Regions from separate parts of the Homo sapiens genome. Here regions 1 and 3 are each linked to region 2. Evidence: read pairs that join two places in POLR2A ChIA-PET (ENCODE). Cell type or tissue: MCF 10A. All regions are shown on one strand. Links, peaks and the distances in the headings refer to the core of each region. The heading gives the core; the rest is flanking DNA.

Region 1 (5,332 bases), core at 219-5,218, 57 kb after region 2:
CGTATGTTGTCATGAAACAGGCCTATGAAAATGGACTCTCAAACCTGCAAACTACTTTGAAACAAAGGCAAAAGAAAAAAAATCATAAGCCTGGTTTGCCTTTATCCAGAGTCCCCAAAGCTGCTGAGCAGCTCCTCAAAAGGCACATTGTCTAGGATGATCGAAGTGGCATCTTATCCAGGAGCCACTGAAAACTTGCAATCTCAAGTTTATTGGGCTGGCTTTAAAAACATCATTATTCTTGGATGTGCAACTGAATGTTCAGAACCCAAGTGAAAATGTAATTTTTCACTCACTCGCCGTCCTTGCTTTAATTAGATTAAATGCATCTGTTTCCTAAGTCCTCATAATGCCTTGGATACTGAGAAATTTAAAATGTCGACCCGTTGAGAAAAAAGAAACGAAACCGAAGCACCCCCCTCAGCCTTCTGAGGCTGGACTGTGGGCCAGGGGCTGGCGGAGAAAGCAAGGCAGCAGGAAATTGCCGGCTCCATTCCCATTAGGCGGATCTGGGGAGAAATCAGGAAAAAAATAACTGTATAAGGCTGACACTGTAAACATCCTAGTACAGCAGCAGCCTTCCTAGACCTTATTTTCAAACATCTGACCTCAGGCATGGCTGTGGCCCACAGGCGAAAACCAAGTTTTTCTTCCTGGAAACTTATCCATCACAGTGCTCATCAACAATGTAAATTTTCCGGGTTTTCTTGTTGATAATTTGAGCATACTGTAAAAAATATTATTATTTACTTTGAATAATATGATAGCAAATAGACAGAAACAATCTAACCTGAATAATATCCAGTGGAATTACCTGAGTGCTCTTATTTTTGCTGAATAAAGCGGCATTTGATTTCTGAATTTGCAACCAAATTATATGTAAATCCTTGCCAAGTACAGGGGAAATTTTTTTAAAAAGAGTGTGTGTTCTTGAATATTGTTCTGACTTATCTGATTTCCTGCTTTACCAAATAAAAATTGGAAGTGGGAAAAAGGCATTAAATTAACTTATTACAGTGAGAGCAAGAAAAAAAAATCATTTAATAAAAAGAAGGTTAGCAAGCCAGTATGATTATACAATGATTTCAGGTGAAAATTACAAAGCTAATATCCTGGCATTTAGTCACTGCGTTCAGTAATGATACAGTTGTCAAATTTGTATTTGTGCCAATGGAACAAAACTTGTAAGTGGCATAATAGAAGATAATCTCTTTTTCTTTGTGGCTTTTTAAATTCAATGTTTTAATCCATTTAATCACAAAACATATATCACATTAGTTATAATATTTATAGTGTTTAGGAACGTGATTATAAATACAGTGTGGTTGTTGGGTGTAGCCTTTTTTTTTCCTTTTTTCGCTTGAACGTGTATCTCCGAGGTATGCATCATTTCTAGAGATTGCCCTTGAGAACAGTTTTATTGAGAATAGTAACCATATATTTATGTTCAGAATCCCCATTTGGTCGTTACCGGCTGTGTTCATTATTTTGGAAAAACAAGATTCCATATTAAAAGGCCTGGTGCTTATGATGTTTAGATCTCTGCATTCATCTCAGTTTCTAAAGCATTTTTGTTCTTCTGGAGTCCCTAAACTTGCTAAACCACAAAATATCTGTAGTATGTTTTTTAAAGTAGTTGAACCATACAGCAACGATGGGGTACAGGAGGAGTTTATAGAGCAGTTAGCGGTTGAGTTCTGCCTTAGTGTGGCTGGGTTAGGAGGGGCTACAGGGGCATATGTGGGACTTTGGGCACTGCTGGGCACAGACTCATCCTGTGGGAATGTGTGCTCTCACCCCACACTTCCTATTTGGGGCTGAAAATTTTAATAGTGAAGAAAGAAAATGATAAAGCACTGTGCTAGACAGGATTGATTTCCCCTGCTGTATTGCTAGAAGGTAGACACGGCATGTCTGCGTCTCAGGCTGCCGAGAGAGCCGTGCCCTTTTCTGGGGAAGCACAGAGCTCCTGAGCTTCCAGCTCTGGGCCCCACAGCCCTTGGAGCTGGGGGGTGAGGGGGAGACACAGGACCTTCCTCAGGAAAAGAGGGCACCCCACTCGATAGTGAAGCCACCAGGCAGCTATGGAAAGTGAAAGTTGGTCCGGATTCCAATGAAAAGATTAATTGGAAAACATTTCTACTCCATTTTCTAAAACTGAGTTTTCCCATAGAAAAAAAAATAATAAAGCTATCCCTAAAGTTCTTTCAGCTTCTAAAAAGAAGATGCTGTAGTAAGATTCCAGTCCCCACCGCCCCAACTCCCAGGAAAGCAATTGGGAAGGTTTCTTAACATACCCTGAGTTCTTCCTTCCCTCCCCCCAAATTCCGTGTGTCATGGGGTGGAGGCAGTGGTGTGTTTATCAGGGTGGCTGGCACAATTCACAGCCACAATCATGGGGGTCTAGCGAGCTGTGGAAGGCAGCTCAGTGGGCAGCGAGGCCCTGGCAGAGTTGCCCGGCTGCCCCAGCCCAGCGTTGCCCTCCTGGGCAGTCTAATCCAATGTGAAATGAAGTTTCCTGGGAAGCAGGGCACACGAGGAACTTTTGAATTTACCAATGGCATAAAAAGTATATATATTTTTATGACAACGGGCAAGTTTCAATTGGTTGGCAGAAATGGCGAGATGTGACGTCAAGGGACACTGGTTAGAATGCCAAGGCCGGCGGCGGGGGGTTGGGGGGAGACAGGCACAGACAGACATTGGGTTGGGACCCGGGAGGCCTTGTTTCTCTCGGGCCCTGGCCGCCAAAGGGCCGTCGCAGGCGTCTGGGGACATCAGCTCCATGCGGCTCTGGGCCAGGGCATGCTCGGGCAGGGGGACGGGGTCTGCGAATAGTGACTCTGTGTCCGCGTGCGTCCCCGAGAGCCGGAGGCCCAGGCCGGCCCCTCTGCGGTTTGGGAACCACTCAGGCGCCTCTGTGGAGCGGGCGGGAAAAGACGCCGCGGCCTCCTTGGCATTCTAACCCGTGTCCGGACCCTAGAGGCCGGCCGGTCTCAACCACCGGGAGGGCCTGGGAGGGAACCGTGTGGCCCGGGGCCAGCAGTGTCGCCATCGGGCTCCGAGAGAGCAAAGCTGTGGCCTTGAACTTCTCCCCGAAGCTCCTGTGCCCTGAGTCGGGGAAGCAGGAAGTTGTTGCCACCGGGAAGGAAGAGAGCGCGCTCGGAGCTGGGCAGCGGCTCCAGGCACCGCGCCCCTGCCCATCCCACGCCTCCCCGGGCACCGTGAACCACCCCCCAACCCAACTCCTCCAGGCACCTTGCGCGCCCCTCTTACATCTCCCGGCACTGTGCGCTGACCCCTGCCTCCGCCGGCCGGCTCCCGTGTGCCGAGTCCGGACTCCCACCCCTCTGGGCACCCCTTGCTCCGCGGGGCCGGCGGTGTCCTGGAAGCCGCCGCGGGGTTGCCCGTGCGCGCGCTCCGCCCTGGGGGAAGCCCGCTGCCACCGTCGGCCCCGAGCGCTGTCCCGGGGCCGCGTCGAGAGCTCCGCAGCGCACACTGTTCCCCGCGGGGACGAGCCTGGAGAGCCTGACCGCTGTCCGCGGCGCGCTCGGGGCTGCGGGCACCAGGTTGCGGGGACTGCAGGGACCGTCGGTCAGCCAGGGGTCCCAGAGCCGGGCCCGAGCGTGCGCGCGCGTCCCGCTGCCCGCAATCATGGCAGCCGGCGCCTTGGAGCGCAGCCGCCGAGCGCGCCCCAGCAGCCGCCTCGGTGCCAGGGCGGCGGGGGCGGGCCGGGCCGGGAGCTCGCGCCCGCCCGCCCGCCTCGGCCGCGCGGGCCCCGGGGCGCGAAACGGAAGGCCGCTGGGTCTCCGCGACGCGGTGCCCTTGCCCGGGGCGGGCGGCGGGAGGGGCCGCGGGGCGGGGGCGCGCTGGAGGGGAGCGCCCGGGGCGGCGTGCCCGCGGGGACGCGCACGCGGGGCTGCGGGGCGAGGCGCGGGGCCCGGGCGGCGAATCCGCTGCTCGCACCGCCCGCCCCGCCCGCGCGCGCCGTCCCGGGGTGGGGGGCGGTGGAAGGGGGAACCCAGGAGGGGCGGCGCCCGGTCTTCACCCGCAGCGGGCACGGCGGGGGCCGCGGGGGGCCTCGTTGGTATTCCGGGCGCGGTTGCATCCGCGACCTCCCCGCAGAACAGGGGTGCCCGGGCGCGCGGGCACCGCCGCCGCTCTCGGGCGGTCTCCGCGGGCTGCGGGGCCCGCAGGCGCCTTGCTTTCCCCGTCCCCTCCTCCCTGGGTTCCCCGTACTCCCTCCCCCGCTCCGATCCGGCGGCGAAGGGGTGGGCAGGGAAACGCGCTCTCTGGGACAGGTGCCAACTCCGAGACAAAAGACATAAAATAGGCGGCAACGGGGGAAGCGCGGCCGGCGCGCTCGGGCGGGGACGGCGGCGCCGCGGGGGCCGCATCCTCGGTGCCGACCCGGGAAAGTTTGGGAAGTCGCCGCAGCGGCTTCGCAGCGGCGGGGGACGCGCGGCCCGGGTCGCCCTCCGCGCCGCGCTCGCCCTCTCCGCGCCGCTGCTGAATAATTCATGGCGCGGCCGCCGGCCATTAGCATGCACCGGGCGCGCGGCGCGTCTGTGCCAAGCCGCCGCCGCATTCGGCGCCCGGGCAGCGCCAGACGAGCGGCCGCGCGGCGGCCGGGCCCACGCTGTCCCCGCGCCCGCCCGTCCGGCGGCGCCCATTGTGCCCCGGCCCGCCCCGCCGGGCTGTCCCCAAGCCCGCCTGCAACCCACCGCCCGCCCGACGGCCCGGCCCTGCAAGTCCTGGCTCGCGACGCCCGCCCCGGAATGCACGTGAACTTGGAGAAAGTCGCGGGGCGCGCCGGCCGGGCTCTCCGCGGCAGGGCGTGGGCGTCCCGGGGCCGGCGCGCTTTCGTTTTCGTCTGGGACAAAGGTCCCTTGCGGCGCGCGGACGCCGTGACCGGGTCCTGCGGGCCACTCTGTGGCGCAGTCGGGTCGCTAAGCGCAGGGAAGCCGGAGCCCGAAGGCAAGGAGAGACGCGGCGCGGGGCCGGGGAAGTGGGGCCTGGGCCGTGCGCTTCGCCCGCGGCAGTCCAGAGCCGTCCCACCCTGCGAAGAGTTGCGGGAACTGGCACCGCTCTGCCGTCCGCCGCTTCGACGCGGGAAGAGGGTGAGCGTTTGGAACCCAGGACTCAGACCGCTAGCTGAGGGCCTGTGCAGCTCTGGGCACGCGAGCGCGGCGCCGGCGGCGGCCAGGCACGGTCCTCCCGCAAGGGCAGGGCTGTCGACCTGTGCGCCCCAGGTCACGATCGGGTTCACGGCGACTCCTGAGGACGGTAAGTGCATTTCTCACTTTCGCTGCTTAGTGAGTATTTAAATATT
Region 2 (5,332 bases), core at 68-5,067:
CTGTGCCTCAGTTTTCCACCCATGGAATAGGGCACGAAACTCATAATCTCTCTGATCCCTCTCGGCTCCTACCCCACCTTCCTGGAGGCCTTGTTCATTCTCATGTGTGTCTCCCCCACATCCTCTTACCCATGTGACTCTGCCTGCCATGAAAGCAGGAGTCATGACTGCAGTCTCACGGTTGAATGTTCTGCACCTGGCACCCAGCCTAGGCCAGAGGATGGATGCCACACCACTGGTGTTTTCTGAATGAATCAATGAGTCAGTCAATAAATGGAGTGAATGAATGAACAAAAGAAAGAACTCTTTCTATACTCACTCGATCCATTAATGTCCCCTCCCATACAATAAAGATTCCCTTATAGCAGCCCTAGGAGTCTACCCTTGCATGCCTCACATGACAGGGAACTCACCACCTTTCAAGATAGCCTATTTCCTGTTGGGGCAACTCAGGTCAGAGAGTATTTCCCTGAGCTGGCCTCATCCCTGGCCCCTCCCCAGGAGAGTGGCTGGGGGAAGGAGTGCCGGGGGGCAGAGGAAGGAGCCCTCAGTCCCCATGGTCCACAGAGCTTGCGTCTGGTGAGTGCTGAGAGCAGGTGGAGGGACTCCAGAGCTCCAGAAACCCCTTGGCTCTCTCTGTGCTGGGCCCAGCTGAAGTCCCAGGGTGGGCGGGGGCAAGACAGTGAGTCCTGCTCTGCCCAGGGCCCAGCTGGGATAGGGCCAGCGCACCAGGAGGTCCACAGAGGCAGAGAAAGCAACCGAGCGGGAGCGGAGCTGGGGCAGGACAGGTGGTCTGTGCTGTTTCCATGGCTCCGGTGCCTCTGCCTGCCTCACTGGCCTGGGAAAAACAAGCCGGGCACTGAGCAAACAGCGCCTGTGACCGCCCCGGACAAAGGCTGGGCTGTTTAGGCAACCGGACGGCCAAATGGGCCTCCCTGGCGGAACACCGGTTTAGACTGGGCCCGTCGGGGCTGAGTTGCCAGGCCCCACAGCCTGTCCCTTGGGTCTCTGGGGAACAAGCTGGGGCTGGCGGTGGGGACAGGGAGTGGAGGGGAGAGGCTGGGAGGGCCGGGGCAGGCACTACCCCAGTTCTGCCCTCTGGCACCCAGTTCCCTTGCCCAGCCATTCAGGAGAATGAAGACAGCAGGATCTCAGCGGATAAAGGAATAGGGTTTCTCTGTCCAGCCACAGTGACTGGGGCTCAGCAGCAACATATCCCGTGGGACTTCCACCCTCCCAAGGGGCACCCCCAAAGAGTGACCAGTCCTGGGCCCATGTGTGAAGGGTATTTTTGCTGCTACTGTGGACAGATGCTGTCTTCGGCCCCAAGCCAGGCAAACCCAGAATGCCAGAGTGCAGTGCGGGAGGCGGTCCTCCCCCAGGGAGGGATGGGGCTGGGGACAAAAGCCCTCCACAGGGGCAACTCAGAGGCCTGCCCTCCCGGCTCAGGCTCCCGAGACAGAGCCCAGGGCCAGGCGGTGGCTGACTCCACTAGCGGAGTGCCCTGGACTGGCCGAGGCCCTCCCTCCCGGGGCCACTCACATGAATCTTTGCTTCAGGGCCGGCTTCTGGGGAGACCCAGAGCACGACAGGAGCTCATAGACAGGCCTCTGCGGGTGCGTGGGTTACAATGGCGTCTGCGGTCCTGGAACTCAGAGGCAGAGGAGGCGGGACCCTGTCATCCCAATCACTGTGATTCAGCAGCATGGGAAGCCAAGGGGCACTGAGGCTAGAAGGACCCAGAGCTGAGGGACACTGGGCTGGCCTGCAGGGGAGAGGCTCTGATTTTAAGGAGAAAGGAGATAAGGATGGGGCCCAGGGCAAGGGGTGCCATCTACAGAGCAGCTCCCAGGCCTGCAGAAGCTCCCTGGTCTGTGTCACTGTGGGCTCCCTGGCAGTGGCATTCCCAGCACCCCTCCCGCTGCCACTTCCCCACTTGGGGCTGGACCACCGGCCTGCCTGCAGGGGAGCTTGTGGGGTCTCAGCCCAACAGCCTGGAGCCCAGGGGCAGGCAGCAGCATGCTCTGCTGACCCGGCAGCCACATGGGCCCCCGGAAGCTGCCTCCGAGGCAAGCTTGCACCAGCAGGATGTCAGGGCTGCCCTGGAGCCAACACTGGGGACCGAAGGGAAGGACACAGGCGTAGGCAGGGGCAGCAATTGGACCCTGTGCGTACCTGACCCTATGCGAGCTCTGCAGCTCAAAGGGACCAGAGCTGGCCTGAGTTGGGCAGAATGGGCTGGACCTTATGCTCTGGATCGATGGGGCTGACCCACGGAAGCCAGGACCTTCGGGCCAACCCTGAAGGGACCACGGCTGAGGACTGTGTGCCCTGGAGGGAGTTCTGAGATGGGGGGTGTAGGGGTGGGGAACCCACAGGCAGGCACTGCCTCAGGGCCTCCCTCCTGTCCCATGGCCCCCAGGTGTCCTGCGGCCCCACACTCAGCCTCCTTCTGGGGGTCTGGGTGGCTGCACCTTCCATGGTGCCAGCCAGGCCTTGTGCCCATCTCCACCCCCTTGCCCTCACCTGCCCCAACCCACCACGCCTTGGCGGCCTCCTCTCGGGGCTTCCTGGCCTCCACCAAGCTGCACCCACCTCCGCCCTCATCACCCAGGAGGCCTTCCCCGGCCTGGCCCGACGCAGGCTCCACAGTCTCTCACCAGCCTCCCAGCTGCTGGCAGTGAAATTCACAGGAGCTCCCTCTGGGGCAAGGGTGCCTCCGCCTCCTCCATGGCAGCGTCCCCAGCCCTGCACGGGGCCCCCAGTGAACACATGGGCTGAATAAATGAGTGAGGGCATGAGGGACGCCTGAACACACGAATGAGAGAATGGCACTGGGGGTCCGTGAACAGCTTGTTGCATTGAAGATGGTGAAGGATTTTCATCCTGGTCCAAGCATGGAGGCCTCTCTAGAAACCGTCCCTTCCAGCTCCATGAGGGGTGAACTCTGAGCTCAGAGGCCATGGGGCCAAGTGCAGAAAATGGCTTTGAACTCTGGAGGAAGGAAAGAAGCCACCCTCCAGGAAGGAGTAAGAACCGCTCTGGAACATTCCCAGGAAAGGTCGCTGGGGGGCAGACCTGAGAGGTTCCCCGGACTCGGCGGACCCAGATCCCCCGCAGGGCAGCCCCTGGTGAGTCAGGGCCTGAGTCAGCGCCCTCCGCCTTCCCAGAGGCCCCGCCAGGACCTGCAGCCCTGGGCGCCCCAGCAGCCCGGCCCTGCTCAGCGCAGCTCTGGGTTGGAACTTGCACTTTCCAGTAACTCGGACCTCCCCCCGGCCGCCTTCCCAGGCGCCACCGGGCCCAGCAGATCGTCACCGTCCAGGTGCAGGGTGGGGGTGTGTGAAAGTCAGGCCTGGGACCCGGGCAAGTTGCTGCCGTGCCCTCTGGCTTCCCGGGGGACATCCTTCACCTTTGTGCGCCCAAACCCTCTGTGCTGCGGTTCCAACCCCCCTCCACATTCCCGCCTGCTCCTCCGGGCCTGCCCGTTCCCTCTGCCTTCCTGGGAACCTCCCTCTATCTCCGCATCTTCCGCCGCTCCCTTCCCTGCGGCAGCCGGCGGGCTCCGACTCTCGCTCTTCAGGGAACACCGCCCTTGGCGCCACGCCCACCTCCACCCGCGGCCACCTTCCCTCCCTCCCACCGCCAGACCTTCAAGACAGGATCTACCCCGGGCGGCCCCCAGCACAGGTCTCAGCCCCCTCCAGACTGGGGTTGTCGCCACCCTCCACTGAAATGGCGGCAGCCAGCTCCCTCCTGCCGCAGCCGGTGGCAGCCAGCTCCAGGCCTGGCCGGCCCCGCCCACCCTGTGTCTCGAGTGGCACCCACGGCGCTGTCCCTGTCCCGCCTGTCTTCTCGTGACCTCATCCGGCTCCAGACTCTCACATGTTTACGCCTTCAGCCCTGCCCAGCCCTGGACCCCAAGTCCCCTCCAATATTTCTTTTTCCTTTCTTGTATTTTTATTTATTTATTTATTTATTTATTGAGACAGTTTCGCTCTTGTCGCCCAGGCTGGAGTGCAGTGGCGCGATCTCGGCTCACCGCAACCTCCGTCTCCCCGGTTCAAGCGATTCTCCTGCCTCAGCCTCCCAAGTAGCTGGGATTACAGGCGTGTGCCACCACGCCCGGCGAATGTTGTATTTTCAGTAGAGACGGGGTTTCAGCATGTTGGTCAAGCTGGTCTCTAACTCTTGATCTCAAGTGAACCACCAGCCTCAGCCTCCCAAAGTGCTGGGATTACAGGCGTGAGCCACCGCGCACGGCTATCCCTTCCAATATTTCCGAGGCCAGCTGCCCAGAGAAGGAGGGCTGGGTGGAGAGGACCGTGCCAGCAGCAGTAGGCCTGGGCCAGGAGACAGGCACGCACCTCCGCGGTCTCTGGCGAGTCTATGTCCACACAGCGGCAGGACCTCCACCCCCAGCCACCTGCAGCAGCCCCACATCTCCACCGGGTCACCCTGCTGACATCAAGAGTGCCTCCCGCAATGTCCCAACCCATGAGGGCTTCTTGGAGCTGAACCAGGGCACCGGCCACTTCTGGAGGGGGGCTGCTCGTGACTTCCGACCTCTGTCTCGCTAGTTGGCATGAGAAGACTGGACTCCTTCTGCAGGCCTCAGGGCAGAGGCAGATGTCAGCCCCCAGGGATGTCACTGCCAGAACCCCAGATGCCCCAAGCCATCTGGACTCCCCCTGTGCAGTATCTCTGCTACAATAAAATGTACCCAGATCTGAGTCCTCTCACCTGGGCGACTGCCAATGTCCCCTGCGGCCCTATACCCCGCCCCCAGGAGCCCAGAGGATCTTTCTTTTTAAAGATATTCAGACCTCACAGATAAGTCTGCCCTGACCAGCCCCTCCCCAGTTCCCAGGCCCTATCCTGACAACGGCCACAACTTCAGAGCAGCTGAAACCTGCTGTGAGTGAAAAATGAGAAGCTGTTGTTTTAATTTTACTTTCTCTGATTACTAATGAGGTTATTTCTTCTCTGCATAAAAACTTCATTCGTGTTTAATTGGATTTTTGTCTTTTTGTTAATGTATAGGAGCTCCTTTTGTTCTTACATATATTATGAATTCAAATTCTTATAGATAAAGATTAATGTTTAGAGGCAAAATCATGGTTCTCATGCAAATACAAATTGAACACACCTAAGATTTTATTTAACTCGTTAATAAGGGAACCAGTAAGGTTAAAACCAGTTCAAAGGAGAATTGGAAAGACAGATGTGTAGGCAACAAGGAAAGCTGAAACAGCTTTGCTTATTGGTGCAAAGTGCTTAATATCATAGAGAGCAATAAAGTGTACTGTTTGGGATTATCTTTTCCATGGGACAG
Region 3 (5,332 bases), core at 272-5,271, 73 kb after region 2:
TGAGGCCTTTATGAAAAATCAGATGATTCATATTTAGGATGGTCTAAAGATACATTTAAATCCAAACACCACCCACAAAAAAACTCAGCAGGTAAAATACATAGAGTAGCCATAAACTTAAAAAAAAATTATCTCACCAAGATAACAAAGTGCAGAATTTATTGGTTTGTATCAGCCTCCTTGAGGGCAGAGCAGTTTTTACAGCCACAATAATTTGCAAATGATGATAACTGTTTATTTTGCAAATATGCTCATATTATGAGGCCATCAGTGGAGGCTTTTTTCTTTTCCCATACGTGTAAGTGTTTGCCTCTGTGTTTCTAAATTCTGGATTCAGGCTCTGCAGTTTCTCACCGGCTGAGACCACGTTCCCACGTTCCTGCCTCAGTGGCAGTGGCCGGGAGGAGGGAAGGGCGCGCCCCCTGTGTTGCCTCCTGCGAGCTCCAGCCGCCACATCCATTTGTTCGTAGAAGTGCTTTGTTGTGGCTTGTTTATTTTAAGGGATGTACCTGTTGGTGGAGATGTTAGCAAATCATAAGAAAAGTAAAAAGTTGATGAAATTTGCCAGAGCCGCTTGGGAGCCAGCTCTGCTGTCTGGTGGTTTTAACGACATCATCCCTTCCAGTTCTGGTCTTTTAGCCTATTGACTCCCGCCTCCTTAGCAAGAGGAATATGGCCCTGGTCTGGGCGCTCTGAAAGATGAGGCAAAGTGAAAAGGCCCCAGCCTCTGGGCCGCAGAGCCTCTAAGCAGCGGTGGGCATGGCGATGGTGGTAATAGTAGCAACAGCACTCTCTGCTGCTGTTCACAGGTGCCCGCTGTGTACCGGGGCTCCTGCTTTCAGAAAAGCACCGGCTCTGGGACCCAAGGTCTCGGTTCAGATGGGGTCGTCTTTGTTTCCAGGCCGTGTTGATCAAGGGCAAGTCATTTCACCTCTCCGGCCTCATTTCCTTATCTGTAAAATGGAGGCAGTAAGTGTCAACTTTCTGAACACATGGAAAGCTGGGTTCATGGTGAGCACCCCATAAATGCTATTGCTTCCTTGCCTTATTTCTAAGGCTCAGACTATGCCTGCAAGGGGGCATTTTCATTACCTCCATTCCACCAGGGGAAGCAGCGAACCTCTGAGAGGCTAAGTGGGTTCCCCAAGATTCAACCAGCTGATAAGTGTTGGGCCAGGGCTTGAACCCAGCCCTGCCATCCTTCAAAGCCCATGTGCTGCCATAGCATTCACCGACGCGTGTTGCGGCACGCGTGTGCGTGGTGCCCCGGGTGTGGACAGCATGTTGGTACGCAGAGGTGCAGAGGTGTGTGCGTGTAATGTTTGCACGTGTGCATAGGTGTCCTCTTATTTCTCCATTGCGTGAGGTTCCTGGTAGGTCGGCAGTTTCCAAAGAGGTGAGCTGGTGTTTGGAGGTGCATTGGTCGGAGTGGGCCACACAGTCCTCAGACCACACCTGGGGATGACTGTGCCATGGGCTCTCCACCACCCCAGGGATGCCCGTGGGAAGAAGGGTGGTTTTCCCCAGTCCAGGGCTAGCCAAAGCTGGCAGCGGGTGGACTGGGCATCCAGGCGTGGGCTTCTCGTAGGTGCTCAGCACTGCTGAGGGAGGCTCTGGCTGAGTGGCCTGCATGCTGGGCCTTGGCCAGACGCGCTGCTGCCTCCTTATGTGGACAGGCGGTTCTGGGCGCCGGCCATTTGCAGACTGGGAGGAGTGGAAGTGAGGCCTGCGGGCCCCGGAGAGGAAATGGCGGCGTGGGCAGGCCCAGAACAGGACCGGGAAGGCGGGCCGAGGGAGGGAGTGGCCCAGAAGGCCTCTGTCGGCCGGTCAGCGTGCTAGCGGCCTTTCTCCAAGAAGCGGCCAGCTGGCCAGGCCTTCCCGGGCAGGTCTGTTTGTCTGCCCACATGCACACACGTGCACCTGCGTGCCAGGGCACGGGGAGGTTTAGTGGCCTTATTTCCTAATAGGGAACATAGCAGGGCCTGGGGTTTGATGAGACGGCGTAACGCCCAGCACACCTTCAGACAAAAGAGACCGTGATAAAAACGGTTCTTACTACAAGGTCCCAGCTTCTGTCTTTAAAATGGGGCTTCCAGCCTCCGCCTCAGTAGATGGTTGGAGGCACTGCATGAGATCCTGGTCTGGGGAGCCCCTGGTTCGTTGGTGTTTCCCTTGCCTTGGCCTAGTAAGAGGGGACGGGAGGCCCAGGCTCTGTGGTGGGCCTGTCTCAGCCCATTTCAAACCCTACCCACTGCCTTCCCATGACCTTAACAGGATGGCATTACCCAGCACTCACCCAGATGCCAGGGTGGCACCGGGTGAGTGGCAGTTTCGGGTGGTCCTGGAGAAGGGTCCTGGCATCGGCTGGTATGAGTCTCTGGGTTTCCGAGCTTCAATGAGGGCTGGATTCAGGGTGTGGGCTGGGCCAGCCATTCCGGCAAAACCCCAGAAGGAATCCACAGGAGGTGGGGACCGGGAAGGCAGCCGGGTTGCGCCAGTGCCTGCAAGGGAACCTCTGGCCCCATTTCCTGGGAGCCTGACCCCGCCCTAGGATTCCTGGAGTGGGTGTGCCCACGCTTCCGGCCCAGACGTGGGTGGAGGGATCCCACCCTGCCAGGCCTCCCGCCTGTGCGGCTTCTTTCAACTCGATGAGAGGAGGACTCCTCCTGGGCCTGGTGCTTCGAGGTCCAGACGAGCAGACACTGGCGCCTGTGACCCTGCAGCGGACGCCCTTCAAAGTCCGTGTGGCCGCATTTGGAAGCCTGGGCGGCGTGGAGACGGCGCCTTCAGCTTGAGATAGTAAGTTGCCCAATGCCTGCACCTGTGGAGACTCCCAGCACCTGGTGGGTGAGCCGCAGGGGGCTCGGGCCTCCATACTGGGTCTCCAGCAGCAGGGGTGAGGTCTCTCCTGTGATGGACTCAAATGACTCAAACCCACTGGGCTCTGCCCGAGGCATCTGCGCTATGGAAGCAGCTTGCAAATGGGCTCTCTGGGGCCACGCCGGCCCACGGCGGCCACAGCCTCGGCCAGGAGCCGTGGAGGGAAAGATGAGGCCGCTGCAGCATTTCCGTCTGCCAGGGCGACGGGGGCCAGCAGGGCAGGAGCAGCGGGGAACCCTGGGTGGTGGAGATCCCCTGCCTTGGTCCAGGGGAGAAAGCTGGGGGCCGCATTTGGCACCCCCAGGGCAGTGCCAGTGCATGTTGGATGTTAGACTCAGCCCCACATGGCAAGGGGTGTTGAGCTTTGTTGAGCACATACTAAGTGCCAGACCCCAGGCCAGGTGCTTTCCATCCATTTTGATAAACATCCATTTTTAAATTTAATCTGCCAGTTCCATTTCCCTGCCACATCCATTTGGAGCCAGCACGTAGCAGTGCTGTTCTCAGGCCAGAATGTGGAGTAAGCAGGACAGACAGCGTCCCTGTCTGGGTGGAAGTTCCAGTCTAGTGACGTGTGGGTGCTAACGGTTTTCTATATGAGGAGGCCAAGGTTCAGAGAGGCCGAGGGATCTCCCCAGAGTCACGGGGCCAGCAGGTACCAGAGCCTTCTCCCTAACCCAGGTCCTCCCCACGACTGTGCCTGCACAGAACCACACAGGATCCCTGTTTATCTTCAGATCTTCAGCCTCTCTTGGATGCTGGCCTTGTCTGGTTCTCTCCAGACACCCAGCACTAGGAAGGACCATTCCGTCGGCTTGGAGTTCTTTTGCCCCGGGGAGAGCCGGAATTGTCCTGGGGTCATGGGTCACTCTGGCTCTGAGGCCCTGAGTCCTCTCTGGCTGAGTGGCCAGCATTCAGCGCATGCTGGTTTGGGCTGTATGGGGCTCCAGGGCACCCTGCCACTCTCGGGCTCTGTGCCCAGGCTGGTGTGCTGGCAGGTGTGAGACTGCACGCAGTGTGGCAGCAGGCGGTGGCAAGGAGGGAGCTGTGGTCATCCTCGTTCTTGGTGTTCCTACGGCCCAGAGGTGGGAACGTATGAGACTGTACACCCAGATGCCGTGTGCCAGACCAGGATGGGCTCACAAGACACCAGCCCTGCATGGGCAGACGGGGACCACATCAGGTCACGGGGCACAAGAACCTTCTGGAGACCCCACCCCATCTGTCGGCATGGTTCACGTTCATGGATGACCAATCATCTCTGAGCGCTGTGGCGCTCATGGCCCTGAGTCCACGGGTTTTCTCGTGTTTCAGAGCAGTTCTGAGCCCACTTCATTCTGCAGAGCACTGGCTCAGAGAGGTTATGGAACTCATCATGTGCCAGGCCCCAGGACGGCCACGGGAAGAGGCCTGAGAATGCCGTCGAGTGACGGGATCCAGCAGACCTGGTGGAGCACCGGGGCCTTGGCCAGAGGGGCTGGAGCCCTAGACCCAAGGTCTAAGCCCTGCACTGCCTGCGCCTGGCCCACAGGCATGGCGGCCTCACTGAGAGGCAGGCTGCATGTCCTCAGCAAACACGGGCACCAGACGGAGACCAGACAGAGGCCAGTACCAGGCGGGGCTGAGAAGTTAGCCGGAGCATCCTAGGATGCCAGGAAGCCTTCCAGAGGTGGCAGCCCCGCAGCCCCCGCTCCTTCCCACAGCTGACCTCCAGGGCTGCAGCTGCAGGGCCCCTGCGTCCAGCCCTCGGACCTGCCACGTCCCAGGGCCCCACTGCCAGGCACCGCCCCGTGCCGGCCCTGTACAGGCCACATCTGCTGCAGCAGCCATGCCAGAGCTCCGCCTCCCGGGCTCCGTCCCCATGGAAACCACGGTGGGGGGGGCTCCTCCTGCATTTGGCCCGCTGACTGGTTTCCATTAGAGCCGGCCTGCTTTCCCTGAGCTCTGCCCCTGCAGTTCAAGGCTTCCCCTGGGGGTTTCTTCCCACATTTACCGAGCACCAGCCGTTCCGTGCCAGGGAACCCAGCGGTCTGGGCCCCGCCCGCCCTGGCCAGCACCCACCGGTGGTGCCTGATGCCCGGCACCGTGGCTGCTCCCCTGTCCTTTCTTATCGAAGGCCAGCTGCTGCTGGGTCCTGGTGTCGTGGACTCAGCCCTGGATCTGAGTCAGGGCACTGGGCTCCCATCCTGGCTGGGCCGTAGAATCACTGGTGGGCACTTGAATAAGCCCCTTCCTCTCTCCGGGTCTCAGTTTACCCATCTGTAAAATGAAAAGCTCCATCTATTTCTTGAGTTCCTTGCAATGCCGAGAAAGAAAGACAAAGAGAAAATGAAGCCACAGTACACTGTTGCTGCCGGGTTCTCAGAACTGGGATTTTTGTTTGCTTTCAAAGAGGGTTTTTTTTTTCTAGGGAAAGAGTCATGGAATTTGACCAGAGATGATTGTTTGAGGG

What was found. ChIA-PET counts read pairs that join two places held together with the same protein. Peaks named below come from ENCODE experiments on the same cell type or tissue, not always from the same donor. Only the 100,000 strongest peaks of a DNase experiment are listed, where the experiment ranks them.
Region 1: POLR2A ChIA-PET joins it to region 2 with 22 read pairs; 19 of 35 experiments call an interaction of 5 or more read pairs at or near these places.
Region 3: POLR2A ChIA-PET joins it to region 2 with 21 read pairs; 20 of 35 experiments call an interaction of 5 or more read pairs at or near these places.

Annotation. Positions count from the first base shown.
Region 1 is chr22:46,067,363-46,072,694 of GRCh38, forward strand. All of the region lies in intron 1 of LOC124905135 (collagen alpha-1(III) chain-like), which reads left to right. It overlaps LINC02939 (long intergenic non-protein coding RNA 2939), which reads right to left and starts at 3,659. Exons shown (of 2, transcript NR_148973.1): 1 at 3,277-3,659; 2 at 1-509. RefSeq lists silencers at 3,301-4,080, 4,141-4,220, 4,351-4,560, 4,641-4,730, 4,901-4,980 and enhancers at 4,574-5,128, 5,129-5,332. In MCF 10A, for the core only: no CTCF peak of the experiment used is centred there; DNase peaks (open chromatin) are centred at 1,759, 2,609, 3,799, 4,279 and 1 weaker place.
Region 2 is chr22:46,010,489-46,015,820 of GRCh38, forward strand. It overlaps LOC124905134 (a long non-coding RNA gene), which reads left to right and starts at 3,093. Exons shown (of 2, transcript XR_007068136.1): 1 at 3,093-3,322; 2 at 4,009-5,010. It also overlaps the pseudogene LOC730668. RefSeq lists silencers at 3,195-3,384, 3,535-3,624. In MCF 10A, for the core only: a CTCF peak has its summit at 3,059; a DNase peak (open chromatin) is centred at 3,193.
Region 3 is chr22:46,083,362-46,088,693 of GRCh38, forward strand. The region is part of intron 1 of LOC124905135 (collagen alpha-1(III) chain-like); the gene reads left to right. It overlaps MIRLET7BHG (MIRLET7B host gene), which reads left to right and starts at 2,636. Exons shown (of 5, transcript NR_110479.1): 1 at 2,636-2,799. It overlaps LOC112268288 (a long non-coding RNA gene), which reads left to right and starts at 2,806. Exons shown (of 3, transcript XR_002958733.2): 1 at 2,806-5,332. RefSeq lists enhancers at 1,128-1,699, 1,700-2,269, 1,972-3,171, 2,270-2,841, 4,611-5,220. In MCF 10A, for the core only: no CTCF peak of the experiment used is centred there; DNase peaks (open chromatin) are centred at 1,790, 2,182, 2,530 and 4,720.